Regions from separate parts of the Homo sapiens genome. Here region 1 is linked to region 2. Evidence: chromatin loops called from intact Hi-C (ENCODE). Cell type or tissue: psoas muscle. All regions are shown on one strand. Links, peaks and the distances in the headings refer to the core of each region. The heading gives the core; the rest is flanking DNA.

Region 1 (12,630 bases), core at 2,673-10,672, 60 kb after region 2:
AGACTGTGAGGATTCATGTGCTTTTGGAGGATAGACAGGGCACAGGTCCAACCTGAGGGGAACGCAGACCCTTCTGCCTGTCGCAGATCGCGCCTGAGTGCCAGGCCAAGCGCCATGGGTGGAGAGGAGGCATTTGATGTGCTCTCCCAGTGGGGAGTCCCAGTGCCCGAGAGCACGACTGCTTTTTCAGGCTGTGGTTATAATGAGCTCCAAGAAATGGTGGAAGGTGGTTTTACTGCAAAAATATGCACGTTTTCCTTTCTGCTATCCATACACTTCAATAAGATTTGAAGTAATTTAAAAAGTGAAGGCCGGACGCGGTGGCTCACGCCTGTAATCCCAGCACTTTGGGGGGCTGAGGCGGGTGGATCACGAGGTCAGGAGATCGAGACCATCCTGGCAAACACAGTGAAACCCTGTCTCTACTAAAAAATACAAAAAAAATTAGCCGGGCGTGGTGGCGGGCGCCTGTAGTCCCAGCTACTTGGGAGGCTGAGGCAGGAGAATGGTGTGAACCTGGGAGGCGGAGCTTGCAGTGAGTGGAGATCACGCCACTGCATTCCAGCCTGGGCGACAGCACAAGACTCTGTCTCAAAAAATAAATAAATAAATAAATTAATTAATTAAATAAAAGGTGAGACAAGCATGTGAAAGGAAAATCATTACTACTGATCGTCTTTGCTCACCGCTGTTCCCCTCTGACTATTGCAGGACGTAGACAAGTTTGGCAACGAGATCACCCAGCTGGCCCGGCCCCTGCCTGTGGAGTATCTCATCATAGACGTAAGTGCCCCCCATGCACAGCTTGGGCAGGTGGACCCATTGGGCGCCTTGTAGGTGGGACTGCTGGGTGGTGGCTGCTCAAGGGAGGAGGCTGCAATTTAAGGCACCCTCTGCCTTGAGCAGTGCCCACCCCAGAACAGGCACCCAGGAGGTGGTTGTAGAATCACTGAGCATGCGGTGTTGCTGAAATGCTCACAGTTTTAAGGGCTTTTTGTTTTAGTCTCAGGTTTTTATTTCCTTGACGTCAACCTAGGGGTTAACTGTCCCCATACTAAAGTACAAAGGACCACTGACCCCAGGCTAGGCAGCCTCTGGAAGGCAGCGAACCCCCATTGCTTGGGTCTCCAGTCACCGGAGCATCAAGCAGTCTTGTCCAGATGTGCTGTGCTTGGTGTGTGGCTGTCAGCTGTCCTGCACGTGCAGGTGCTTGCCCTAGCCCCAGCACAGCTGCCACAGCCCACAGTGTGTCTGGGTCACTCCGTCCAGGGTGGTCCCCAGGGGACACACCTGTAACTCAGTGTTCTTGAGTGAGGGCTCAGCGTGGTTTACTGGGTGGAACTCCAGGAGCCACAAAGGCCCCTGGCTCTTCCACATCTTCCCTGTGTCTCAGCTCCTTTTTGGAGGCATTTTATGGTCATGGAGACATGGCTGTACCATTGGCCACAGGGCAGCAAGGATGGCAGGATGAGCCTTTGCAGAAGCCAGTGCATCAGCCCCACCGGAGCTCTGTCCAAAGCGGACGGGAGGCGGCTCATTTCCTATGCTGCTGCCACGCCAGGATCTATTCAGGCTGCATTTGAAATTGGATGGGCACGTGATTCAGGCAGTAAAATATCATTGCATTCGGAACAGCAGGTCCCCACGAGCCAAGCCCATCGATGCACCATTCCAACTGACAGCTCCCGAGAACATATTTATTACCTAGGCCGTGAAGGCATCTGGTTTTTAGACTACCTAGGGTGTAATTAAGATGAAAACAGATTGATGGAGCATGCACCCAGGAGGAGCAGGCATGATTTAAAACCAGCTTTCTCAGGTCTTCTACCCCAAGCAGCCTCCCCACTTCTTTCCTCTTCTTTTATAAAGGAAGTTAAGTTTTTGCCTTAGTGCAGTTTTTCAGAAGTACTTGTTTGTGGGAGAGCATTCTGCTCTGTGATGCCCAGGCTCCTTGACCCTGTGGAAGTGAGGCATGGGGAGTCCTTGAGAGCAGGTGCCCAGAGAGGTGTGTCAAGCTCCATGCCCAGCCCTGGGCCACAGGCGCTGGCCTCAGCCAAGGTTCTTAAACCTTGGGATGGGATGGCTGGGCAGGCAGGAAAAGGCACCAGCCAGTGTTACTGGGGTTTCTTTGTGGGTTCTGGGGGCATCATCTGGCTGATAGACGATGGGTAGGGTAGGGAAATGGCTTCAGTGTAAGATGGGAGCTGATGCCCTTCCTTGGGACATCTGGGATGGGCTGTGTGGACTTTGGTTCTGTTCCCCTCCAAGGGCCAGTTACAAGGCCAGCAAGAGCCCCCGTCAGTCCCACTAGCTCACTCACTAGCACGTGTTCTGGGGGTGCCGCCTTCTTCATTTCTAGGCCTTCCCAAGGGACGCGCCTGAGCAGGCCAGGCTTTTGTCTCTGCAGGAGGTCAGCACCTCCCCTGTCTTCAGCTGGGACCCAGCACTGTGTGTACCAACACTATGTGTACCAGCCCCGTGCTGGGCACCCAGGAGGCGAGTACTCCGATCATCTTCATCCTGAGGAAGAGTAAAGTGAGGCCCAGGATCCCTAACTGACGAGGCCATGTAGCCGACACGTGGCACCGCGGCCCGAGTCTTCATGACCCACCCCGCCGCTTGCCCATGAAGGGCCAGCTCAGGCCAGAGATGCTGCTGGTGGCTCAGCTGTCCTTCCACAGCGGCTGGCGCTGGCACAGCAAATCCTGGGCCAGCTAGCTCAACAACTCACTGCCTTTGCTGATGCAGAAAACAGACCAGAACCACACTCATTCTTTAGAAATAGTCCCAAAGGAACCAGAATAGTTCCCCTAAATCTGGAAGAGGTGTGACCTCTGCTGCTGCTGTTGTGTTGCAGAGAAAAGCAGCATCAACTCAACTCGGTGCTGCTTTGGGGAGGGGTGTCTGTCACGAAGAATAAAAGTGGTATTTCTATTGATTCTTGCACATTTACCACTGTCCCTGTAGCATCTATTGATTATATCTTAGGTGCAAAGTGCCCTCTGTTGTCATTAAGGCCTGTCTGAGCCAGTGAAGGACTGAAGGACTTAGCTGGCCTTTGGGTATCAGCTCTGAGGGAGAGAGAAGAGCTGAACCCTGTGTTCCTCAAGGGCCTTACATTCACCCCTGCCTGGAAAAGCCCACAGCTCCGTGGAGTGGCTCCCAGCATTCAGAAGGGGCTTAGTGAGCTGCTGAAGGGTGCTTTGTGTCTTGAAAGCTGGCTGATTGCTCATTTGCCCTCCGAATCCAATGACACGAATCTCTCTTGAGCAAAGTCAGCTCCTGGGGCGGCCTCCTGGCCCTTCCGTTCCTTTCCTGTCACCTGGCCAAGGGGCCAAACCAGCCTTTCGTTCCTCCATAGCAGAGGGAGAGAACCTGTGTGACTCTGAAGGGAAGCTGTGCCACGAGGGGAGTCCCAGTGCCCTTTTTGTCCGACGTCGAGGCCGGTGCACAGGCCGGAGGCTGCCCGGATATGGTGTAGTTTGTCTCCAGGATGGCGGAGTTTCCAAGTGTTCGTTTAGAGATGACACTAATAGATAACGGTTCCCTTTGATGGAGAGCTTGTAGAACATTCTCAGAATTGCTAGGAGTCGTTAATTTGGGCTCTGGGAGATGCTCTGGGCTGGCTGGGAGTCGGCCACACCATTTTCAGCCTCATTTATCATGGGTTTGTGTTTTTCTTCATTAGATCACAACAACTTTCCCCAAGGATCCAGTTTACACTTTTTCTATTTCGCAAAATCCATTTCCTATTGAAAACCGGGATGTATTGGGTGAGACACAGGTGAGCTCTTTGTCTTTAGAAACATAATTTAAGGTAACTGCTGATTGTTATCTAGTGTCAGTATTGTTTTTCCAGAAAACATCAAGCTTTCAAATGCTCCCGATTCATTCTTGTGACAGGCCAGCTAGGGCCTACTGTGGGGCACTGCTGGTCACGTGGACGCCCTTCCCATGGCTAGGTGATGGACGGCCACAAAGGCTAATCCCCTGACGTCCTGACTGGCCACATCTTCAGTGGACCTCGTAATTTTCCCAAATGTGTTGCTTTGTGTCTTCTGCCAGCAGCCTCGTCACTGTTGGTTTGGCCTGGCCCCTGCCTGGTCACCTGCTGCCCTTCTTAGGCACCTTGGGGCTGTGTGGCCCCTCTCGGCCTGGCCTCGGCTTTCCCGTGTGTAGTGTTGATCTGCTGCTTAGCGTGGCTCCCGTGTTGGCCTCTGCTCTCACTGGCAGATCAGGCCAGGTCCGATTTGCTGTCACGCCTGCATACTGTGTAGACAGGCTGTGTACACATGGTTGTTCTTAAATCATAACTTGCTAACAGACATTTCAGAAGGTGGTCAAAGAATGTCTATAATGAGGTTTTCTTCAGTGGCTGACAAAGCTTCTTCTATGCTTTGATCCCCTCAGTGCCCATCCGCCCAGGGGACTTGGGGTGCTCACAGAGGTGCAAAGCCAGTTATTGGGGTGCACTCTTGAAGCTCTGTGTTTGGTTCTGCTGAAGATGTCCGTGCTGCATCACGGCTGCCCTGCACATTCCTCCCTCTTGCTGCCCTAGATGGAGAATACAGCTCGACAGGAAAAGTCAGACCTGTCTCCCTGCCGTGAAGGGGGCCCCAGGCCCCTCCCGCAGCCCACTCTCCACCGGGGGACCAGGGCGCATTTCCATGTTTGTGTCTCTGTCTGAGTCAGCCTTTTTTTTTTTTTTTTTTTTTTTTTGGAAGACAGAGTCTCACTCTATCACCCAGGCTGGAGTGCAGTGGTGCGATCTTGGCTCACTACAACCTCCACCTCCTGGGTTCAAGCGATTCTTCTGCTTCAGCCTCCTGAGTAGCTGGGATTATAGGTGCGCGCCACCAAGCCTGGGTAATTTTTTTTGTATTTTTAGTAGAGACGGGGTTTCGCCATGTTGGCCAGACTGGTCTCGAACTCCTGACCACCTGCCTGCCTCGGCCTCCTAAAAAGTGCTGGAATTACTGTGTTAGCCTCCACACCTGGCCAGTCTGAGTCAGCTTTATAAGCATGTCTCCTTGCACATCTGGGTAGTCAGGTGTGCTGAGAGCATCTTCTTGGGAGAAGAGAGCAAGAGCTTGCTTTGCAGCTGCCTGCTCCTCTTTCTTGGACCCTGTTCGTGGTTGCAGAGGCAGAGGGAGAGGTGTCTCAGCATTCAGTGTATTGAGTTGCGTCTTAGTAGGAAACAGCTCTGTTTCGGGGTCTGGCACTGGGGAACTGTATGGAACATTCATGTTTATTCCCATTCCTCTAGGACTTCCATAGCTTGGCCACCTATTTGTCTCAGAATACCTCATCTGTGTTCTTGGATACCATCTCAGATTTCCACCTCTTGCTGTTCCTGGTCACCAATGAAGTTATGCCTCTGCAGGTGCGTGTCCAAGTGTGGTGTCCACTTGAGCAAGTGGGCTTTGGCTGCAAAGAGACGCCTGTGTCTTGCTTTCTTTCCTCCCAGACCAGAGCATGATTGGGAAACTGGGTCAAAGCTCGGGGTCACAGGTTGTCCCCCTCATTTGTCCTATGGGCAGAGTGTAGGCAGCAGCTTTTCACAAGAAGCTTGTTGATAGAAAGATTAATTTTTTCACCTTTAGCATTTCCATTGAGTGTCTGCACCTCTGTGAGGAAGTACGGTTTCATCTGTTACAATCGAATGGGAAGCAGAGGTGATTTAGCTCTGCCTCCAGCATTAGAGTTAGACAGTTTAAAAAATTCCTGTTCTAACAGTTTCAGAGTCACAGCCTCTGCTTTTTACTCATATCTCCCCTCCTCCTAAATCAACTCTGGTTTTATTGCCTTGGCCCAGAAGGCTTGGCCAGCTTCCAGACCCCAAGCTCACAGCTGCACAGTTGGCATTTTTAAGAGACACCGTTGGGGGAGAAGAGGGCGAGTGCTTTGCAGAAGTGGCTGCTCTGGGTAGTGGGGGCCAGTGGGCAGCAGCCCCCAGGAGGTTCTTGCCGTGTGTAGGGGTCCGACTTTGGCTTTTTCTTCACTGTTCAAGCCAACAGGAAATGCCAAAGAGAAAGGAGCAAATTCTTTCTGAGCTGCTCCGCCACTGACTCAGAACTTTTCCCTGAAGGAGACAGAATAGAGAGGCTCCTCCTCCCCCGGCCTTTCTCTGTCAGGAAGCCTATAGCTGTTCTTGTATCCTGCTAGTTTATTTTGTGTCTGTATTTTGTCTCAAAACCACTCACTCGGGTATTTGACATCAGGCACCCTGTGCCTCTTCCCTGCCTGTGCCTTCCCTAGTCAGCCCAGGGAACTGCACCTCCTGCTCCGAGGTTCAGCTGCTGCCCATCTGTCTGGACAGGTGGTGAAAGGTGAGGCTCCCTCTACACCAGAGCCACCTTGCTAGTATACTGCACTATTTTTGCAGTCATCTGTTGGAAGACATTCTCTGGAGGTACTGAGAGCTCCTGAAGGCTTTATCCGTTTCTCATATATGAATTATTTTTTTTTAAGACGGAGTCTCGCTCTGTTGCCCAGACCGGAGTGCATTGGCGCAATCTTGGCTTACTGCAACCTCCGCCTTCTGGGTTCAAGCGATTCTCCCGCCTCAGCCTCCCGAGTAGCTGGGATTACAGGTGCCCGCAACCACGCCTGTCTAATTGTTGTATTTTTAGTAGAGACGGGGTTTCGCCACGTTTGCCAGGCTGGTCTCAAACTCCTGACCTCGTGATCTGTCTGCCTCTGCCTCTGAAAGTGTTGGGATTACAGGCGTGAGCCACTGCGCCCATCCTTAATGCATTAATCCCCTGCAGTTTGACTCGGAAGGCTAGGATAGAGAGTGCATTTTTCCAGACACGAGAGGAGAAAGAGGCAGAGGGATGAAATGTGAGGGAGGAGGACACGTCTCACAGTCAAGACTTCCGCCCTCCATCCCAGCCTCCAGGACGAGAGGCATGAGCTCCTATCCTCCGGGCTGTTGAGCACCGTCAGCACAAGGCAGAGGCACAGATGCCCGCTTGGGCCTATTTGGGAAGAATTTAAATTCTAGTTCAATTTAGCACTTGCGTTTATAGATGTAAGTTGTGGCAGTTTGCATTTTATAGTGATAGCCTGTAAGATTTTTAAAATGTCCTCAGAAATACGTCTTGATGTTGGGGAGAAAGAAACCTGTTCTAGCAGGAAGCTGCTCACCTTAGGCACAGCGAAGAGGAACCTTCCTTTTGGCTTCTTGTAGGACAGCATCAGCTTGCTGCTGGAGGCCGTGCGGACCAGAAATGAGGAGCTCGCCCAGACATGGAAGAGGTCTGAGCAGTGGGCCACCATCGAGCAGCTGTGCAGTGAGTACCCCCACCCCCTGCCCCGGCACCCCGTGGCTGGGGCCGGAGAGCAGCCCACTCTGCACAGCTCCCCACTGCCGGTGGTGCCCTGGATTCCGCACCCAGCTGCATCCTGGCAGGTGCCATCGGCAATGCAACGAGTAGAGACTCGGCCTCCCTGCCAGGCACGTGGCAGGCTCCGGTGATGGAGCAGACATGTTGTCCAGGCCGTACGTCTTAGGTACACAGCCCTGTAAATTTTATAAACCTGTACATCAGAGATACTAATCTCCAGGCATCCTAGGAGCACTTTGAACATCATTGTCTTAAGAGAATCAGAAACTTTATGGAAGCGCCGGAAGCGTGGGACCTTTTGGTCTCCTTGAGAATTTCCCTTTAGTGCTTAAAGCTGTAAGGAGGAGAAGCCTGCAGCATCCATGTTGTTGCTGGTGGACACTACGGAACGGACCGCAGGCATTGCGTGTCTTCCGGACCCTCAGTCACCAGGTCCTGAACGATTCCCCACTCGTGAGAACCTTCTGTCAGCATTGCTGCAGGGACTCCTCACGCACCGTGGTGCCTCGTGCAGCCCGAGTGCCCTGAGTCCCTGCAGCTGAGAGCACCAGAGTGCCCGGGAGCTACGGCCCTGGACAAATGCTAGAATCCTTCTGTTAACACAGCCTTCAAAAGACACATCAAACACCTTTATACCATTTCCTGTTTTTTTTTTTTTTTTTGAGACGGAGTTTGGCTCTTGTCACCCAGGCTGGAGTGTGGTGGCGTGATCTTGCCTCACTGCAACCTCCACCTCCTGGGTTCAAACGATTCTCCTGCCTCAGCCTCCTGAGTAGCTGGGACTACAGGCATGTGCCACCATGCCTGGATAATTTTTGTATTCTTAGTAGAGCCAGGGTTTCACCATGTTAGCCAGGCTGGTCTCGAACTCCTGACCTTGTGATCTGCTTGCCTCTGCCTCCCAGAGTGTTGGGATTACAGGTGTGAGCCACCACGCCCAGCCGAGGTTTTCTTTTCACACAATTCTTTGTTTATTATTTTTATTTTTGTAGAGACAGGGTCTCACTCTATTGCCGAGGCTGGAGTGCAGTTGCACAATCGTAACTCACTGCAGCCTCAAACTCCAGGCTCAAGTGATCTTTCTGCTTCAGCCTGCTGAGTAACTGGGACCACAGGCTTGCAACACCACACCCAGCTAATTCTTGGGGCTTTGTTGTTGCTTTTTATTTGTTTGTTTTTTAAAAATAATTTTAACTTATTTTAGATTCACAGGGTACATGTGCAGGTTTGTCACCTGGGTATATTGCCTGATGCTGAGGTTGGGGTATGATTGATCACATCACCCAGGTACTACACATAGTACCTAATAGTTTTTCAGCCCGCCCTGCTCTTTGTGTGTGTGTGTGTGTGTGTGTGTGTGTGTGTGTTTTGAGCTGGAGCCTCACCCTGTCTCCCAGGCTGGAGTGCAGTGGCGCAATCTTAGCTCACTGCAAACTCTGCCTCCTGGGTTGAAGCAATTCCCCTCCCTCAGCCTCCCGAGTAGCTGGGATTACAGATGTGTACCACCACACCTGGCGTTGCCATCTTTATGTACGTGAGTACCCATGTTTAGCTCCCACTTATAAATGAAAACATGTAGTATTTGGTTTGCTGTTCCTGCATTAGTTTGCTTAGAATAATGGCCTTCAACTGCATCCATGTTGCTGCAAAGGACATGATTTCATTCCTTTTTATGGCTGCAAAATTTTTTAATATTTTTGTATCAATGAGGTCTCACTGTGTTGCCCAGACTGGTCTCAAACTTTGGCCTCAAGCATTCCTTGCACCTCAGCCTCACAAAGTCCTGAGATTATACCTGGGAGCCACTGCACCCAGCCCTTTGATGCAGTTCTAACAATGACACCAGTCTTTTTTTTTTTTTTCTTTTTTGTTTCCCTTTTAGAGACAGGGTTTCACTCTGTTGCCTAGGCTGGAGTGCAGTGGAGTGATCATAGCTCACTACAGCCTTCAATTCCTGAGCTCAAGCGATCCTCCTGCATCAGCTTTCGGAGTACCTAGGAGTATAAACATGAGCCACTACACCCAACTAATGTTTTTGGTTGGTGTTTTTTTTTTTTCTTTAAGAGATAGGGTTGGCCGGGCCCGGTGGCTGGCTCACACCTGTAATCCCAGCACTTTGGGAGGCTGAGGCAGGTGGATCACAACGTCAAGGGATTGAGACCATCCTGGCCAACATGGTGAAACCCCATTTCTGTTAAAACTACAAAAATTAGCTGGGCATGGTGGCGAGCGCCTGTAATCCCAGCTACTCAGGAGGCTGAGGCAGGAGAATCACTTGACCCAGGAAGCGTAGGTTGTAGTGAGCTGAGATCGTGCCACTGTACTCCAGCCTGGGCGACAGAGCAAGACTCTGTCTCAAAAAAAAAAAAAAGATGTGGTCTTGCCATGTTGCCCAGGCTGGTCTCAAACTCCTAGGCTCAAGTGATCTTCCTGCCTTGGTTCCCAAAGTGCTGAGATTACAGCTGTGAGCCACTGCACCTGACCTTTTTTTTTTCCCCCCTCCTTTTTTTTTTGAGACAGGTTCTCACTCTGTCACCCAGGCTGAAGTGCAGTGGCATTTGAGGTCAGTCTCACCTTGACCTCCCCAGGCTCAAACAATCCTCCCGCCTCAGCCTCCTGAGCAGCTGGGACTACAAGCATGTGCCACCATCCCTGGCTGATTTTTTAAATTTGTTGTAGAGATGAGGTCTCACTATGTTGCCCAGGCTGGTCTTGAACTCTTGGGCCCAAGCGATCCTCCCGCCTCAGTGCTGAGATTGCAGTGGTAAGCCACCATGTCCAGCCAACTCTTTAATAATAGGCAGTTCTGACTGGTGTAAGTTCTGACTGGTATCTCACTGTGGTTTTAATTTGCATCTCTGATGATTAGTGATGTTGGGCATTTTTTCATGGGTTTTTTGTTTGTTTGTTTTGAGACAAAGTCTTGTTCTGTTGCCCAGGCTGGAGTGCAGTAGTGTGATCTCAGCTCACTGCAGCCTCCACCTCCCGGGTTCAAGCCATTGTCCAGCCTCTGCCTCCTAAGTAGCTGGAATTACAGGTGGCTGCCACCACACCCAGCTAATTTTTTTAGTTTTAGTAGAGACAGGGTTTCTCCATGTTGGCCAGGCTGGTCTCAAACTCCTGACCTCAAGTGATCCACCCACCTCGGCTTCCCAAAGTGCTGGGATTATAGGTGTGAGCCACCGCGCCCGGCCCTCATGGGTTGTTTTGTTTTGTTTTGAGACGGAATCTCACCCTGTCACCCAGGCTGCAGTGCAATCTCATGATCTCCACTTACTGCAACCTCCACGTCCTGGGTTCAAGTGATACTCCTGCCTCAGCCTCCCGAGTAGCTGGGACTACAGGCGTGCACCCACGCCTGGCTAATTTTTATATTTTTAGTAGAGATGGGGTTTCACCATGTTGGTCAGGCTGGTCTGGAACTCCTGACCTCAGGTGATCCACCTGCCTCGGTCTCCCAAAGTGCTGGGATTACAGACGTGTATACACAAGACACAAAGATCAGCTCAGGATGGGTCATAGGCCTAATGGTAAAAGGTAAAACTATGAAGCAGGCTGGGCATGATGTCTCATAGCTATAATCCTAACACTCTAGGAGGCCAAAGCTGGAGGACACTGTAGCCCAGAAGTGTGAGACCAGCCCACACAGCATAGTGAAGCCCCGTCTGTACAAAAAAACAATATTAAAAAAAAAAGAATTAGCTGGGCATGGTGAGTGGTCCACGCCTATAATCCCAGCTTCTGGGGAGGCTGAAATGGGAGGATCCCATGAGTCAGGAGGTCGAGGTCACAGTGAGCCATGATTATACCACTCCAGCCTGAATGACAGAGCAATACCCTGTCTTAAAAAAATAAAAACTGTAAAACAGTTATTAAGTTGAATCTCTTCAGGGCCTTGGGGTACGCAAAGATTCTTTTAGGCAGGATGCAGGACCTTGGGGTAGAACACAGAAAAACACTGGCATAAAAATAGGTAAATTGATAAATAAATTTATCTAAACAAAACACTTGTGCTCATCACAGGGCACTGTTAGAAACATGAAAAGGCACCAATGGGGGACGCAGTATTAGCAGTACATACACACAACATGACTTCTATCTGAAACTTAAAAATAACTCTGCCTGTTGTTAATCAAACAGAAAGCAGAAGAAGAAGCTGGGCGGAGGGTGAAACGTTTCACAAAAGGAAATGCAGGTCGGGCATGGTAGCTCACGCCTGTAATCCCAGCACTTTGGGAGGCCGAGGCGGTGGATCATTTGAGGTCAGGAGTTCGAGACAGCCAGGCCAACATGGTGAAAACCCATCTCTACTAAAAATAAAAAAAATTAGCCAGGTGTGGTGGCACGTGCCTGTAATCCTAGCTACTTGGGAGGCTGAGGTAGGAGAATCGCTTGAACCCAGGAGGCAGAGGTTGCAGCGAGCCGAGATTGCGCCATTGCACTCCAGCCTCGGCAACAACAAAAAAAAGGAGATGCAGGAACAGTCACTATCATTAGTCATCAGGGAAATGCAAATTAAAACATGAGAAGCCGTTACACATTCATCAGTGTGGCTGAAATGAAAAAAACGCGACAATGTCAAGTGTGAGTGAAGATGTGAAGCAGCTGGGACTCTCGTACCTTGCGAGTGGGAGGCAAAACCGTGCCACCCTCGCGAGAACTGTGTCTCAGGGTCTTAGAAAGTTCAGCACACAATTCATTACCCTGTGGGCCGGCAGATTCATTCCTAGGTAGGTTTTTTGTTGTTGTTGTTTGTTTGTTTGTTTGTTTTGAGATCTCGGCTTACTGCAACCTCGGTTCACTGCAACCTCCGCCTCCCAGGTTCACGCCATTCTCCTTCCTCAGCCTTCCTAGTAGCTGGGATTACAGGTGCGCACCACCACCCCCAGGTAATTTTTGCATTTTTAGTAGAGACGGGGTTTCACCATGTTAGCCAGGATGGTCTCCATCTCTTGAATTTGTGATCTGCCCACCTCAGCCTCCCAAAGTGCTGGGATTACAGGCATGAGCCACCGCGCCCGGCCTGTTGTTTGTTTTTGAGATGGAGTCTCGCTGTGTCGCCCAGGCTGGAGTGAAGAGGCAGGGTCTCGGCTCACTGCAGGCTTCCCCTCCCGGGTTCATGGGATTCTCCTTCCTCAGCCTCCTGAGTAGCCGGAACGGCAGGTGTCTACCACCACGCCTGGCTAATTATTTTTAGTAGAGACCGGGTTTCGCCATGTTGGCCAGGCTGGTCTCAAACTCCTGACTTCAAGTGATCCACCCGCCTCGGCCTCCCAAAGTG
Region 2 (15,549 bases), core at 4,471-12,470:
GAAAGAGATCTTTTGAAAAGTTTCTGGGCTGGGCATGGTGGCTCACACCTGTAATCCCAGCACTTTGAGAGGCCGAGGCAGGTGAATAATGAGGTCAGGAGTTGAGACCAGCCTGGCCGACATGGTGAAACCACGTCTTTACTAAAAATACAAAAATTAGGGCGTGGTGGCTCACGTTTGTAATCCTAGCACTTTGGAAGGCCGAGGCAGGTGGATTGCCTGAGCTCAGGAGTTTGAGACCAGCCTGGGCAACACGGTGAAACCCCACGTCTACTAAAAAAAAAAAATACAAAAAATTAACCGGGCGTGGTGGCGTGCACCTGTAGTCCCAGCCACTCAGGAGGCTGAGGCAGAAAAGTTAGAACCCGGGAGGCGGAGATTGCAGTGAGCCGAGATCGCACCACTGCACTCCAGCCTGGGTGACAGAGTGAGACTCTTAAAAAAAAAAAAAAAATTAGCTGGGCGCGGTGGCGGGCGCCTATAATCCCAGCTACTTGGGAGGCTTGAGGCAAGAGAATTGCTTGAACTCGGCAGGCAAAGGTTGCAGTGAACCGAGGTCGCGCCATCGCACTCCCACTCTGGGTGACAGAGCAAGACTCTGTCTTGGGGGGAGAAAAGAGTTTCTGTGGATTTAACTGTATCTCACCAGTTCTTCAACTTCCCCAAGAAGCGTTCTAGTCTTATTTTCTTATAAATAGGGAAACTTAAGTTACCAAGAGGCTGTGTGTTCATGTTGTCAGGTCTGTCTCTTCCTGTGTATTTCATTTTGTAGTCTGTGTCAGAGGCTAGGCCAGAACTTTCCATCGTACAAATTATGTTTGTCTCTTGTTAAATACTGGAGTTGGCCTTGGAAACCTGGACTCCCATCTTCTGTGGTAGAGGATCAAGTAGGATGACTTCTTCACCTTAGAATTCTGCAGCCTGAACCATTTAGCTCTGTAAAGAATGGCGGTAACATGCTCTTGTTCCAGAGTCATCGTTTGAAGGAACATTCACATGTTCCCCTTCATTAGAACAGAGCTTTCCTTTTTAAGATAGCTAAGTGTTGGCAGACAGATTTTAGAAACAAATAAGTGGAAGTATTTACCTAATGCTATATATTGTGAAAACGTTTTTCTGGGGTATTGAATCTAGAATGAAGTATACTAGACGTTAGAAGTATAAAGAATTGTATTTCTTTTCTTTTTTTTTTTTTTTTTGAGACGGAGTCTTGCTCTGTCACCCAGGCTGGAGTGCAGTGGCGCGATCTGCTCACCACAAGCTCTGCCTCCTGGGTTCACGCCATTCTCCTACCTCAGCCTCCCAAGTAGCTGGGACTACAGGCGCCCTCCACCACGCCTGGCTAATGTTTTGTATTTTTAGTAGAGATGGGGTTTCACCGTGTTAGCCAGGATGGTCTCAATCTCCTGACTTAAAAGTTGAGAACATATTGGGTGGAGCCTTTTCTGCCAAGTGAAAGTTATGGGAAAATGCAGGACAGGGTTATCCTATTTTAGGAAAATCTAGATTAGGCTTAGTTACTTTACTAAAAGCGGACAAATCCCAGTAGACTGAGCCTTTATGGTGTTTTGTCCTGTATCAGTGGAAATCTTTTTTAGACAATGGCTTGTGACAGTTTTCATCTGCATAATGGTTGAAGAGGATGTTTAATGTAACACTCGTGGTAACCTCACAGAAAATAGTTATAGAATTTATGAAAAAGGAAATAAGGGAGGCCGGGTGTGGTGGTGCACACCTGTAATCCCAGCACTTTGGGAGGCCCAGGTGGGTGGATAACTTGAGGTCAGGAGTTCGAGACCAGCCTGGCCAACGTGGTGAAATCCCATCTCTACTAAAAATACTAAAAATTAGCCAGGCGTGGTGGCAGGCACTTGTAATCCCAGATACTCAGGAGGCTGAGACAGGAGAATCACTTGAACCGGGGAGGCAGAGGTTGCAGTGAGCCGAGATCACGCCATTGCACTCCAGCCTGGGCAACAAGAGCTGAAAAAAAAAAAAGAAATAAAAAAGGAAATAAGGGAATTGAAATGTTTCACTATAAAAAATCAGCTAGGCCAGGGTTGGTGGCTCATGCCTATAATCCCAGCACTTTAGGAGGCTGAGGCAGGTGGATCACCTGAGGTAGGCGTTTAAGACCAGATTGACTAACATGTTGAAACCCCGTCTCTACTAAAAATACAAAAATTAGCTGGGCTTGGTGGTGCACGCCTGTAATCCCAGCTGCTCAGGAGGCTGAGACAGGAGAATCGCCTGAACCTGGGAGGCGGAGGTTGCAGTGAGTGGAGGTTGCAGTGAGCCGAGATTGCGCCACTGCACTCCACCCTGGGCAACGGAAAAAGACTGTCTCAAAAAAAAGAAAATTAGCTGGGTATGGTGGTGGGCGCCTGTGATTCCAGCTACTCAGGAGGCTGAGGCAGGAGAATCACTTGAACTCAAGAGGCAGAGGTTGCAGTGAGCCAAGATTGCGCCATTGTACTCCAGCCTGGGCCACAAGATTGAAACTTCATCTCGGGGAAAAAAAAAATGAGCTAAATACAAGAGATGGTAATGCAGGAAATGAGAGAGAAAGAAGCTATAGAATGCACCATCAGTCTTTGCTGAGAGGAGAAGCTAGGACACTTATGCGCATGTTCCTGTCTGCCTTCCTTCCCGTCCCGCGGATGGTTGGAGCAGGTCTTTGTTTGCTGCAGAGCATGCCATGTCATCCTCCTTGTCTAAAGCAGGGGCCTGTGCTGTTGGCCAGGCATGATAACTCACCTTCACGATGGCTTTCATCAGCATAAACATCAAGTTGTCTTAGAAAGTAATGCCCTTTGTCCAGTAGTCTTCCAGATCTGCCAACCTTTTTAGGCTTGCCGTGGGGGAAAAAAAAAAAAAAAAAAAAAAAAAATATATATATATATATGTACACTTTAATATGCATATATGCACACACACGTTATTAAATTAGGATGGGGTCTCGCTGTGTTGGCCAGGCTGATCTCGAATTCCTAGGCTAAAGAGATCTTCCTGCCTTGGTCTCCTGAAGTGCACAGATTATAGGTGTGAGCCACTGTGCCCAGCTGAAAATATTTTTTCAAAACCCTACTAAATTTTACCATTAAAGACCTTTATTGCTTTTAATTTTAATTTCTTTTTTAAGTTTAAATTTTTACTTTTTTTTTGAGACGAAGTCTTGCTCTTCGTCACGCAATGGCACGATCTTGGCTCACTGCAACCTCTGCCTCCTGGGTTCAAGCGATTCTCCTGCCTCAGCCTCCCGGGTAGCTGGGATTACAGGTGCCCGCCACCACGCCCAGCTAATTTTTGTATTTTTAGTAGAGACGGGGTTTCACCATGTTGGCCAGGCTGGTCTCGAACTCCTGACCTCAGGTGATCTGCCCGCATTGGCCTCCCAAAGTGCTGGGATTACAGGCAGGAGCCACTGTGCCCAGCCTAATCTCTTTTTTTGAGACAGGGTCTCACTTTGTCACCAATGCTGGAGTGCAGTGGCACCATCTTGGCTCACTGTAGCCTCGACCTCCCTGGTTTAAGTGATCCTCGTGCCTCAGCTCCCCAAGTAGCTGAGACCATAGGCGTACGCCACCATGCCTGGCTAACTTGTATTTTTAGTAGAGATGGGGTTTCCCCATGTTGCCCACTGGTCTTGAACTTCTGAGCTCAAGTGATCCACCGCCTTGGCCTCCCAAAGTGCTACAATTACAGACGTGAGCCACTGTGTCTGGCCATTTTTAAACGTTTTTTAGGGAAAGTAAGTAATAGCTGGCGTTGTGGCTCACACCTGTAATCCCAGCACAGTGGCAGGATCACTTGAGCCCCGGAGCTCGAGATCAGCCTGGGAAATATGACACTCCGTCACTACAAAAAAAAAAATTAACCTGGTGTGGTGGTGCAAGCCTGTGGTTCCAGCTCTCGGGAGGCTGAGGTCAGAGGATCACTTGAACCTTGGATGTCAAGGCTGCAGTAAGCTGTGATTTTGCCACTGCACTCCAGCCTGGGTGACAGCAAGACCCTGTCTCAAAAAAGCAAAAAAAAAGTAACAATTAGAAAATTTCCTGTGATTCTTTTAAATTGTAGGACTCTTGAAGACTGTCTAATGTTTGTATATAGATCCTGGAACAAAGTAACATCTTTTTTTTTTTTTTTTCCCCAAAGTAACATCTTTTTTAAAGAACACAGTTCATTCATGGTTCATGGTGGGTTTTTCTCTGTTTTAAGTCTGAAGAGACAAAAAGTGTTTTACATATACTCTATAAATAGTGATTAGGAATTAAAGTTGTTTTCTGAGTGAAACTAAGAGTTGAGAGGACAGTACTCTTAAAATATCTCCCCATATGTTGATGAATCTCACCCCTCGGCATCATATTCTAGAAGGATTGAGCTGGGTATTGAAAGGTGAAGAGTGAGGTTTGGCTTTAATTTTCAGTGACCCAGATGCTAAAAGACCACAGATGGAAGCCGTAGTATTAGATCAGGACCTCACTAGGCTGTGCAGTAACCATCATGTTTTGTTTGCAACAGATAATTCGTGTCCAGTCCCCGGATGGAGTGAAGCGGATCACAGCAACAAAGAGAGAAACAGCAGCAACATTTTTGAAAAAGGTATCTGTGGCCTGGGTATTGACCCTCAGGATATTTTTCATCCTCTACTCTTACTGCCATCGATACCTTTTCTCTTTTCCTCGTTTTCTTATTTTCCCTATTCCCAAATTGCCTCTTGCATTGCCTTTCTCTATCACAGTTGGGTTGGATTGCTATAGGATGAGATGTTTGTCACAGCTGATCACTGCTCAAAATTATAGGACCAAGAGCCCAAAGGTAAGTGTAAAAATATTTCACGGCTGGGCGTGGTGGCTCACACCTGTAATCCCAGCACTTCGGGAGACCAAGGCGGGTGGATCACGAAGTGAGGAGTTCAAGACCAGCCTGGCCAAGATGGTGAAACCCCGTCTACTAAAAATACAAAAATTAGTCGGGCGTGGTGGTAGGTGCCTGTAATCCCAGCTACTTGGGAAGCTGAGGCAAGAGAATTGCTTGACTCAGAAGGCAGAGTTTACAGTGAGTCGAGGTGGTGCCACTGCACTCCAACCTGGGCAACAGAGTGAGACTCCATCTCAAAAAAAAAAAAAAAAAAGTATTTCATAAGAGTGGCCAGGCGCAGTGGCTGACGCCTGTAATCGCAGCACTTTGGGAGGCCGAGGCGGGCGGATCACAAGGTCAGGAGATTGAGACCATCCTGGCTAACATGGTGAAACCCTATCTCTAGTAAAAATACAAAAAATTAGCCGGGTGTGGTGGCGGGCACCTGTAGTCCCAGCTGCTGGTGAGGCTGAGGCAGGAGAATGATGTGAACCCAGGAGGCGGAGCTTGCAGTGAGCTGAGATCGCGCCACTGCACTCCAGCCTGGGCGACAGAGTGAGACTGTCTCAAAAAAAAAAAAAAGTATGAATTGTAGATATGACTACAGTTGACTCAAAGAATCATCCCTGGCTCCTCCCTGGTCTCCTGACCTGCATTGTGTCCAGGATTCCCATGACAGTTTTTCTTTTTTTAACCAATCACAAAATATTTCATTTACTGTGATAGTTGCATATTATGTACTTCTTAGCTTATCTTCACAGTTTCTTCCTTATTTACTTTTCCCATGGATTCCCCCAGACTATTTCTGTCTGGTGTTGTTTCTCTTCAGACTGAAAAACATCCATTAGCCTTTGTTGTAGGTAGGTTTGTTGGTCACAGACCTTTGGGTTTTTTTGACCTGAAAATGTTTTCGTTTTGCCCTGTGTTTATATGAGGGTTATTTTCTTTTTTTTTGAGATGGCATCTCACTCTGTTGCCCAGGCTGGAGTGCAGTGGCATGATCTCGGCTCACTGCAACCTCTGCCTCCTGGGTTCAAGCAATCCTCTGCCTAAGCCTCTCGAGTAGCTAGGATTACAGGCACCCGCCACCATACCTGACTAATTTTTTGTATTTTTAGTAGAGACGGGGTTTCACTATCTTCACCATGCTGGTCTTGAACTCCCGACCTCGTGATCCACCCGCTTCAGTGTGAGCCACCGTGCCCAGCCATGAAGGATATATTTTCTTTTTCTTTTTTTTTTCTTTTTTTTTTTATGAGAGGGAGTCTCGCTCTGTCTCCAAGGCTGGAATGCAGTGGCATGATCTTGGCTCACTGCAAGCTCCGCCTCCCGGGTTCACGCCACTCTCCTGCCTCAGCCTCCCGAGTAGCTGGACTACAGGCGCCCACCACCATGCCTGGCTAATTTTTTGTATTTTTAGTAGAGACGGGATTTCACCATGTTAGCCAGGATGGTCTTCATCTCCTGACCTCGTGATCTGCCCGCCTTGGCCTCCCAAGGATATTTTCATTCAATACAAATTTCTTTTTTTGAGATGGAGTCTTTTTCTGTCGCCCAGGCTGGAATGTGGTGGCGTGATCTCGGCTCAGTGCAACCTCCGCCTCCTGGGTTCCAGCAGTTCTCCTGCCTCAGCCTCCCAAGTAGCTGGGATTACAGGTGTGCACCACAATACCTGGCTAATTTTTGTTTTTGTTTTTTGAGACAGAGTTTCGCTCTTGTTGCCCAGGCTGGAGTGTGATGGCATGATCTTGGCTCATTGCAGCCTCTGCCTCCTGTGTTCAAGCAATTCTCCTGCCTCAGCCTCCCGGGTTCAAGCAATTCTGCCTCAGCCTTCCGAGTAGCTGGGATTACAGGCATACGCCACCAAGTCCGGCTAAGTTTGTCTTTTTAATAGAGATGGAGTTTCACCATGTTGGTCAGGCTGGTCTCGAACTCCTGACCTCAGGTGATCCACCCGCCTTGGCCTCCCAAAGTGCTGGGGTTACAGGCGTGAGCCACTGCACCTGGCCTCAAAACAGATTTCTGAGTTGACAGTTCATTTTTGTTCCCCACCATGCATCAATTTTTTTTTTTTTTTGAGACGGAGTCTTTCTGTTGCCCAGGCTGGAATGCAGTGGCGCGATCTCGGCTCACTGCAAGCTCTGCCTCCCAGGTTCATGCCATTTCCCTGCCTCAGCCTCCCGAGTAGCTGGGACTACAGGCACCCGCCACCATGCCCGGCTAATGTTTTTTGTGTTTTTAGTAGAGATGGGGTTTCACTGTGTTAGTGAGGATGGTCTCGATCTCCTGACCTCATGATCCGCCTGCCTCGGCCTCCCAATGTGCCGGGATTACAAGAGTGAGCCACCACACCTGGCCCTTTTTCTTTTTTTTTTTTGAGACGAAGTCTCATTGTGTCGCCCAAGCTGGAGTGCAGCGGCACAATCTTGCCTCACTGCAACCTCCGCCTCCCGGGTTCAAGTGATTCTGTTGCCTCAGCCTCCCGAGTAGCTGGGACTACAGGCTCGCACCACCATGCCCAGCTGATTTTTGTATTTTTAGTAGAGACGAGGTTTCACTATGTTGGCCAGTCTGGTCTCGAATTCCTGATCTCAGGTGATCCGCCCGCCTCAGCCTCCCAAAGTGCTGGGATTACAGGTATGATCCACCCTCACCCAGTCCATTTTAAAATTATTATTATTATTATTTTTGCCTAGGTTGGAGTGCACTGGCAAAGTCACAGCTCACTGCAGCCTTGACTTCCCGGGCTCAAACGATCCTCCCACGTGAGCTTCCTAGCTAATTTCTTAATTTTTTGGTAGAGATGGGGTTTCACCATGTTGTCTAGGCTGGTCTTGATTTCCTCAAGTGATCCTCCCCACTCTGTCTCCTGGATGCTGGGATTCCAGGCGGGAGCCGCGGTGCCTGGTCCTGTTGAGCATTTGAAGCTGTCGTTCCACCGTCTTCTTGGTCTTCTCGTCTTCGTTGACCTCTGGCTTTCAGTAGGGTGACTCTGGTGTGCCTTGCAGTGGTGTTCTTTGTATCTTAACTTGAGAGAGTTTGCTGAACTTCCTGGAGTTGCTATTTGATGTTTTTCATTAAATTTTGGGGTTTTCCCCACTCTTAAGTATTTTTCTGTTCTATTTTCATTCTTTTCTTTTTTTTTTTTCTTGAGATGGAGTCTCGCTCTGTTGCCCAGGCTGGAGTGCAGTGGCGCGATCTTGGCTGACTGCAACCTCCGCCTCCGGGGTTCAAGCGGTTTTCCTGGCTCAGCCTCCCGAGTAACTGAGATTACAGGCACGTGCCAGCTCACCTGGCTAATTTTTTTTTTTTTTTTTTGAGATGAAGTCTCACTCTGTCGCTTGGGCTGGAGTGCAGTGGCGCAATCTCTGCCCACTGCAACCTCCACCTCCCAGGTTCAAGCGATTCTCCTGTTTCAGCCTCCTGAGTAGCTGGGATTACAGGGGTGCACCACCACACCTGTCTAATTTTTGTATTTTTAGTAGAGATGGGATTTCACCATGTTGGCCAGGCTGGTCTCAAACTCCTGACTTCAGGTGATCTGCCCAACTCGGCCTCCCAAAGTGTTGGGATTACAGGCTTGAACCTCCGCGCCCAACCCTCATTTTTTTCTAGTGAGGAGCATTTGATCCTGTACCATGGGTTCCTAAGGCTGTTTTTTTTTTCCCCAAATCTCTGCCTTCAGATTATATAGCTGTTATTTTTATTGATTCATTTATGTTTTTCTTTTTAGAGTTGGTTGGATTCTCACTCTGTCGCTCAGGCTGGAGTGCAGTGGTGTGATCATATCTCATTGTAGCCTTAAACTTCTGGGCTCAAGCAGTGCTTCCACCTCAGCCTTCCGAGTTGCTGGGACCACAAGCTATTCACCTATGTTTAGGTTGACTCTTCTGCTCTCTCCCTTCTGCTGATAAGCCCGTTCAGTGAATTTTTTATTTCTGTTCTTGTGTTTTTCAGTTCTAGAATTTCCATTTGATTGTTCTTTTATGATTTGTTTCTTTACCGAGATTCACATTCCTTTTATTTGGGTACATCTACTCTGATGACCCCTCGGTGTAGAGCTCTTGCTCTGGCCCCTTGCCTGGGCTCAGACACAGATGCGCCCACCTGCCTGCTGGACGGCTTCACTGCAGTGTGTCTGGTTGTCACCTCCGATCTCAGTGTCAAATGGAAGTCCTGATTTTCCCTCTAGTCTTCTTCCTTTTTTAGCCTTTCCTTTCATGGTCCCTGCACAGGTGTTACCTCCACATAGTTTCTCAATCTAGAATTCTCAGCTTTACTCTGACCTCCTTCCTTTCTCTCATTCCATTCCTGCCCCTGGTCCTGCTCGTCAGCTGGGCCTGGTGATGACCACTGCTGGAAAGTGTGCTCTTGCCTTCATCCCCACCATCCTGTCCCATCTCATCCCCTGTCTCAGCCCATCTCTCTTGTCTCTAATTGGCACTCTAGCTTCCTCTTCAGTGTGGTGTTGAGCAACAGGGATTTTGTGGATGATGATTCCCCCTGCCTTTCGTCTGTGTGGCTTCCCACGGCCCTGTCTGCCTCGCCAGCCTCATCTCTTTCCATCTTCCTTATTGTTTATTGGCCTCTGGCCTCCGTGTTTCCAACACCCTTCCTGCCTCCTGGTCTTTGTGCTTGCTCCTACTCCCTGTGGCCTTTTCTCCCAGCTCGCGTGTGGCGGGCTTACCCACCGCTGGGTGGGCCCTGCTCAGCTGAAGCTCTTCAGAGAGACTTCTAGCCTCCCATCTGAGGTTTCTTTTCCTTTTCTGTCGTAGTGCTTATTTCGACCTTTGTTGACTTTGTCTCCCCCATTTGTTGGTAAACTGCTTGACAGCAGGAACCTTGTCTTTTTTTTGTTTTTCTTTTTTTGAGGTGGAGTCTTGTTCCGTTGCCCAGGCTAGAGTGTAATGGCGTGATCTCATCTCACTGCAGCTCCGCCTCCCAGGTCGAAGTGATTCTCCTGTCTCAGCCCACCGACTAGCTGGGACTGTAGGCGTGCACCACCATGCCTGGCTAATTTTTGTCTTTGTTTTTGTTTTTGTTTTTTTGAGACGGAGTTTCACTCTTGTCGCCCAGGCTGGAGTGCAATGGCGCCATCTTGGCTCACTGCAACCTCTGCCTTCTGGTTTCAAGCAATTCTCTTGCCGCAGCCTCCTGAGTAGCTGGGATAACAAGTGTCCGCCACCACGCCTAGCTAATTTTTGTATTTTAGTAGAAATGGGGTTTCATCAAGGTGGCCAGGCTGGCCTCGATCTCCTGACCTCGTGATCCGCCCACCTCGGCCTCCCAGAGTGCTGGGATTACAGGCGTGAGTCACCACACCTGGCCTAATTTTTGTATTTTTAGGAGAGATGGGGTTTCACCATGTTGGTCAGGCTGGTCTTGAACTCCTGACTTGAAGTGATCCACCCGCCTTGGCCTCCCGAAGTGCTGGGATTGCAGACATGAGCCACCACGCCCGGCCAGAAACCTTGTCTTTTCTAGTTCATTTTTGTGATCTGAACACCCAGAATGGAGCTGAGCACATAGAACTGCTTAATATTTGTTGAAGGAATGAGTGAATATTCCCAGCATCTAGCAAAGTGCCCTGCACAGTGGACGTTTTATGATTTAGTCGCACCATTCTGTGTTAGGTTTCAGAATTGGAATTGAGTTTTGTTTTTTTTTTTGAGACGGAGTCTCGCTCTGTCGTCCTGGCTGGAGTGCAGTGGCGCGATCTCGGCTCACTGCAAGCTCCGCCTCCCGGGTTCACGCCACTCTCCTGCCTCAGCCTCCCGAGTAGCTGGGACTGCAGGCGCCCACCACCACGCCCGGCTAATTTTTTGTATTTTTAGTAGAGACGGGGTTTCACCGTGTTAGCCAGGATGGTCTCGATCTCCTGACCTCATGATCCGCCTGCCTCGGCCTCCCAAAATGCTGGGATTACAGGCGTCAGCCACCGCGCCCGGCCGGGTTTTTTATTTTTTTGAGACAGAGTTTTGCTTTTTTTTTTTTTTTTTTTTGAAACAAAGTCTTGCTCTGTCACCCAGGCTGGAGTGCAGTGGCATGATCTCGACTCACTGCAGCCTCTACCTCCCAGGCCCAAGCAGTTCTGCCTCAGCCTCCCGGGTAGCTGGGATTACAGGTGTGCGCCACCATGCCTGGCTAATTTTTGTATTTTTAGTAGAGACGGTTTCACTATGTTGACCAGGCTGGTGTCGAACTCCTGGCCTCGTGATCCACCTGCTTTGGCCTCCCATAGTGCTGAGATTACAGGTGTGAGCCTCCACACCCGGCCAGAGTTTTGCTCTTGTTGCCCAAGCTGGAGTGGAATAGCACGATCTCGGCTCCCTGCAACCTCTGCCTCCCAGCTTCAAGTGATTCTCCTGCTTCAGCCTCACGGGTAGCTGGGATTACAGGCATGTGCCACCATGCCTGGCTAATTTTGTAGTTTTAGTAGAAACGGGGATTCACCATGTTGGTCAGGCTGGTCTCGAACTCCTAACCTCAGGTGATACTCCCACCTCATCCTCCCAAAGTGCTGGGATTACAGGCATGAGCCACCACGCCTGGCCTGGAATTGGGTTTTTACAATTGAATTCAAAAATGGAAATTGAACTTTTCAAACATAGCCATTGGCCATGCATGGTGGCTCACGCCTGTAATCCCAGTACTTTGGGAGGCCAAGGTGGGCGGATCACCTGAGGTCAGGAGTTTGAGACCACCGTGGCCAACATGGTGAAACTCCATCTCTACTAAAAATACAAAAATCAGCCGGGTGTGGTGGCAGGCGCCTGTAATCCCAGCTACTTGGGAGGCTGAGGCAGGAGAATCACTGGAACCTGGGATGTGGAGGTTGCAGTAAGCCGAGATCATGCCACTGTACTCCAGCTTGGGCTACAGAACGAGACTGTCTGAAAACAAAACAAGGATAGCCATTAACTCTTGTTTGCTTCAAAGTCTTAAATGTTTTACAAAGTTTCATCATTGACAAGACCTTTGCTTTTTTGGCCACTTTATTCATTTTAATTGACACCTTTGTGAACAGTACAAATTTCTTTAAAAGAGCAAAATAGCAAGAGGAATTTGGTAAATGATGGGCACTTTCCAAATTTGGTGAATACTCTTCTAGTAGTGTCTGGTGTGTATGGTATGTGTAGTGATACTTTAGCATTTCATTAAATTTCTGTTCTTTGGGCCTTGTTTTAGGTTGCAAAGGAGTTTGGCTTCCAAAATAATGGCTTCTCGGTTTACATCAATAGAAACAAGACCGGAGAGATAACAGCCTCCTCCAACAAATCCCTCAACTTGCTAAAAATCAAGTAAGTGTCCTCTGAGGAGGAAGCAGGGAATGGGGGGAAATGAGGTCCCCATGATCTGCCCGAGGTTGCCGAGTTTTATCCTCTTTCCTCATCACACCACTCATTATGGTCTTATCAACTGACCAGAATACACATGACCGTGTTGCTTGCCAGGAATTCAGTAATTATCCTGAATCTGCAGTTACCATTGAGCAGATTTGATTGACTTTGCAGAATTCTGGAATTTGTGTCACTGAGGAGAAAGTTATTGTCTTTGTCCATGTACGGCGTGGAGTGAGCTGCATACTCAGCTGCTTGTCTGGAGTGAAAGACCTTGAACACAGCTGTGTGCCGGGAAATCATGTTAGCCCTGCTGGCTTGGGTAGGAGTGCTGCCACTGCAGTGGCCCATGCCACCCTGTAGAGTTGGTCATTCAGGACCTTCAGGACTCAGAGACCTCTTGTCACAGCCTGGCTACTGCCTGTTTTTGTAAAGTGTTATTGGAACACAGCCAGGTCGTGTTGTTGGTGCCAGTTTTCATGTTACAAGGGCAGAGTTTAGTTGTGATAGACCGTGAGGCCTGCAAAGCTGAAAGTATTGACTGGTCCTTTACGGAACACGGGTGCTGGCTCCCATCGAAACCATCTGGGCACTTACTCACATGTGCCTTAGATCAGTTCAGTCCTTAAGGAGCTAGTGGCCAGTTTTCCTCTCGACGCTGCAGGTTGCATGTGCTGTGGCCACTGGCTCAGTGGTGGGCCTGGGACCTGCTGGCAGTTGGCTGTGAGCCTGTTTACCAGCCAGAATGATGGGCTGGTTTTGCACTTGGTCACTTTTAGATTCACAAATTACTATGTCTAGGGACACAACATGCAATTGTAGCATTCATTTGTTCTTAACAAAGATGTATTGGGCACCTACTGTTTGCCTACCCATGTGGTGAGGTGAAACGAAACCTCTTGTTGTTGATGTTCATTTCCAGAGTGACACTGGTTCATCCTTCTTTTGAGCTGGTGAGGGGTTTTGCATCTTGATATTTTTCTTTTTTTTTTCTTTTCTTTCCTTCCTTCCTTCTTTCCTTTTCTTTCTTTCTTGAAGGGTTTTGCATCTTGATACTTCCTTCCTTCCTTCCTTTCTTTTCCTTTTCCTTTCTTTCCTTTTCTTGAGACAGAATCTCACCGTGTCACCCAGGCTGGAGTGCGGTGGTGCGATCGTAGCTCACTGCAGCCTCGACCTTCTGGGCTCAAGTGATCCTTCAGCCTCAGCCTCCCGAGTAGCTGGGACTACAGGCACATTTTTCACTTTTAAATCAAATCTAGCTGGTAATTTTTTAAAAAAAAGTTTAAATCTGGAACACGTAACCATTATCTAAAGGTAAAGAGAATGACTGTGAGTGCACACTCTCTGTTCCAGCCAGAGGAACTCTCAGCTCACGACCACGCTTGTCCCGCTGCTCTTGCCCTCCTTCCTTCTCTTCTGTTGCTTGGCCTTTTTTTCTCCCTCCTCTTTTTAATTATTAAACAAAATACGTACTGAACACCTCAGAAAACAGTGTATGCCTTGATGGATGAACCTTATGTGTCACCATTGCAAGCACCAAGCAGGTCTGGGGATAAGGCATTGGCAGCCACTGCAGAAGCTTCCCTAACAGTAATCACCGGTTTGCATTTTTTTATTTATTTATTTTTTTTGAGACGGAGTCTCGCTCTGTCGCCCAGGCTGGAGTGCAATGACGTGATCCCAGCTCACTGCAACCTCTGCCTCCCGGGTTCAAGCATTTCTCCTGCCTCAGCCTCCTGAGTAGCTGGGACTATAGGCTCGTGCCACCATGCCTGGCTAATTTTTTTATTTTATGTAGAGGTGGGGTTTCACTAAGTTGGCCAAGCTGGTCTCGAATTCCTGACCTCGTGATCCACCCGCCTTGGCCTTCCAAAGTGCTGGGATTACAGGTGTGAGCCACCGTGCCTGGCTCTTTATTCTTTCGTTACTTGAGTGTCTATCCCTAGACACTGCCAGTTAGTCTTGCTTTTTAAGGAAATTTGTATGTCTTACTTCTTGTAATCTTCAGGTTCCCCTTCCATCTCTTCCCTTTTCTTGAAATTTATCTGTTGAGGAACTTGGTCCATTGACCTGTAGAGTTTCCCACCTCTGAGGTCTTGCTGATTTCACATTCACAAGACCCTCCAGCATGACCCTCTGTGTCCTGGATTTCCTGCCGATGCAAAGCGGTAAACAGAGGCCTGACAGACTCAGGCCATTCCCTCAGCAGGACCATGGGGTGCTGTACCCCCACCTTTTTTTTTTTTTTGAGACGGAGTCTCAATCTGTTGCCCAGGCTGGAGTGCAGTGGCGCAATCTCAGCTCACTGCAACCTCTGCCTCCCAGGTTCAAGCGATTCTCCTGCCTCAGCCTCCTGAGTAGCTGGGATTACAGGTGCCCACCACCATTCCCAGGTAATTTTTGTATTTTTAGTAGAGACAGGGTTTCACCGTGTTGGCCAGGCTGATCTCAATCTCTTGACCTCAAGTGATTCACCCGCCTCAGCCTCCCAAAGTGTTGGCATTACAGATGTAAGCCACTGCGCCTGGCACCCCGCCTTTTTTCTTTTCTTTTCTTTCTTTTTTTTTTTTTTTCTTGAGACAGAGTTTCATTCTTGTTGCCCAGGCTAGAGTGCAGTGGCATGGTCTCAGCTCACCACAACCTCTGCCCCCCCGGGTTCAAGCGATTCTCCTGCCTTAGCCTCCCGAGTAGCTGGGATTACAGGCATGTGCCACCACGCCCGGCTAATTTTGTTTTTGTTTTTGTTTTTTGAGACGGAGTCTCACTGTGTTGCCCAGGCTAGAGTCCAGTGGCGCGATTTCAGCTCACTGCAAGCTCCACCTCCCGGGTTCATGCCATTCTCCTGCCTCAGCCTCCCGAATAGCTGGGACTACAGGCGCCCGCCAACATGCCCGGCTAATTTTTTGTGTTTTTTTTTTTTTTTTTAATTGATCATTCTTGGGTGTTTCTCGCAGAGGGGGATTTGGCAGGGTCATAGGACAATAGTGGAGGGAAGGTCAGCAGCCAAACAAGTGAACAAAGGTCTCTGGTTTTCCTAGGCAGAGGACCCTGCGGCCTTCCGCAGTGTTTGTGTCCCTGGGTACTTGAGATTAGGGAGTGGTGATGACTCTTAACCAGCATGCTGCCTTCAAGCATCTGTTTAACAAAGCACATCTTGCACCGCCCTTAATCCATTTAACCCTGAGTGGACACAGCACATGTTTCAGAGAGCACAGGGTTGGGGTAAGGTCATAGATCAACAGGATCCCAAGGCAGAAGAATTTTTCTTAGTACAGAACAAAATGAAAAGTCTCCCATGTCTACTTCCTTCTACACAGACACAGCAACCATCCGATTTCTCAATCTTTTC

The links. Peaks named below come from ENCODE experiments on the same cell type or tissue, not always from the same donor. Only the 100,000 strongest peaks of a DNase experiment are listed, where the experiment ranks them.
Region 1: a loop joins it to region 2, with 2.0 times the contacts of the local background. A loop is called at or near these places in 5 of 110 quality-filtered maps.

The regions. Positions count from the first base shown.
Region 1 is chr17:81,560,170-81,572,799 of GRCh38, reverse strand. NPLOC4 (NPL4 homolog, ubiquitin recognition factor) reads left to right here. Exons shown (of 17, transcript NM_017921.4): 13 at 712-783; 14 at 3,689-3,784; 15 at 5,267-5,383; 16 at 7,193-7,295. Among named protein-coding and RNA genes, the nearest start is that of FAAP100, 14 kb to the right of the region's middle. RefSeq lists a silencer at 2,026-2,234 and an enhancer at 11,712-11,811. In psoas muscle, for the core only: no CTCF peak of the experiment used is centred there; a DNase peak (open chromatin) is centred at 5,839; H3K27ac peaks cover 2,090 bases.
Region 2 is chr17:81,618,778-81,634,326 of GRCh38, reverse strand. NPLOC4 (NPL4 homolog, ubiquitin recognition factor) reads left to right here. Exons shown (of 17, transcript NM_017921.4): 2 at 4,522-4,602; 3 at 12,049-12,161. Among named protein-coding and RNA genes, the nearest start is that of NPLOC4, 11 kb to the left of the region's middle. RefSeq lists enhancers at 14,413-14,956, 14,957-15,500. In psoas muscle, for the core only: no CTCF peak of the experiment used is centred there; no DNase peak of the experiment used is centred there.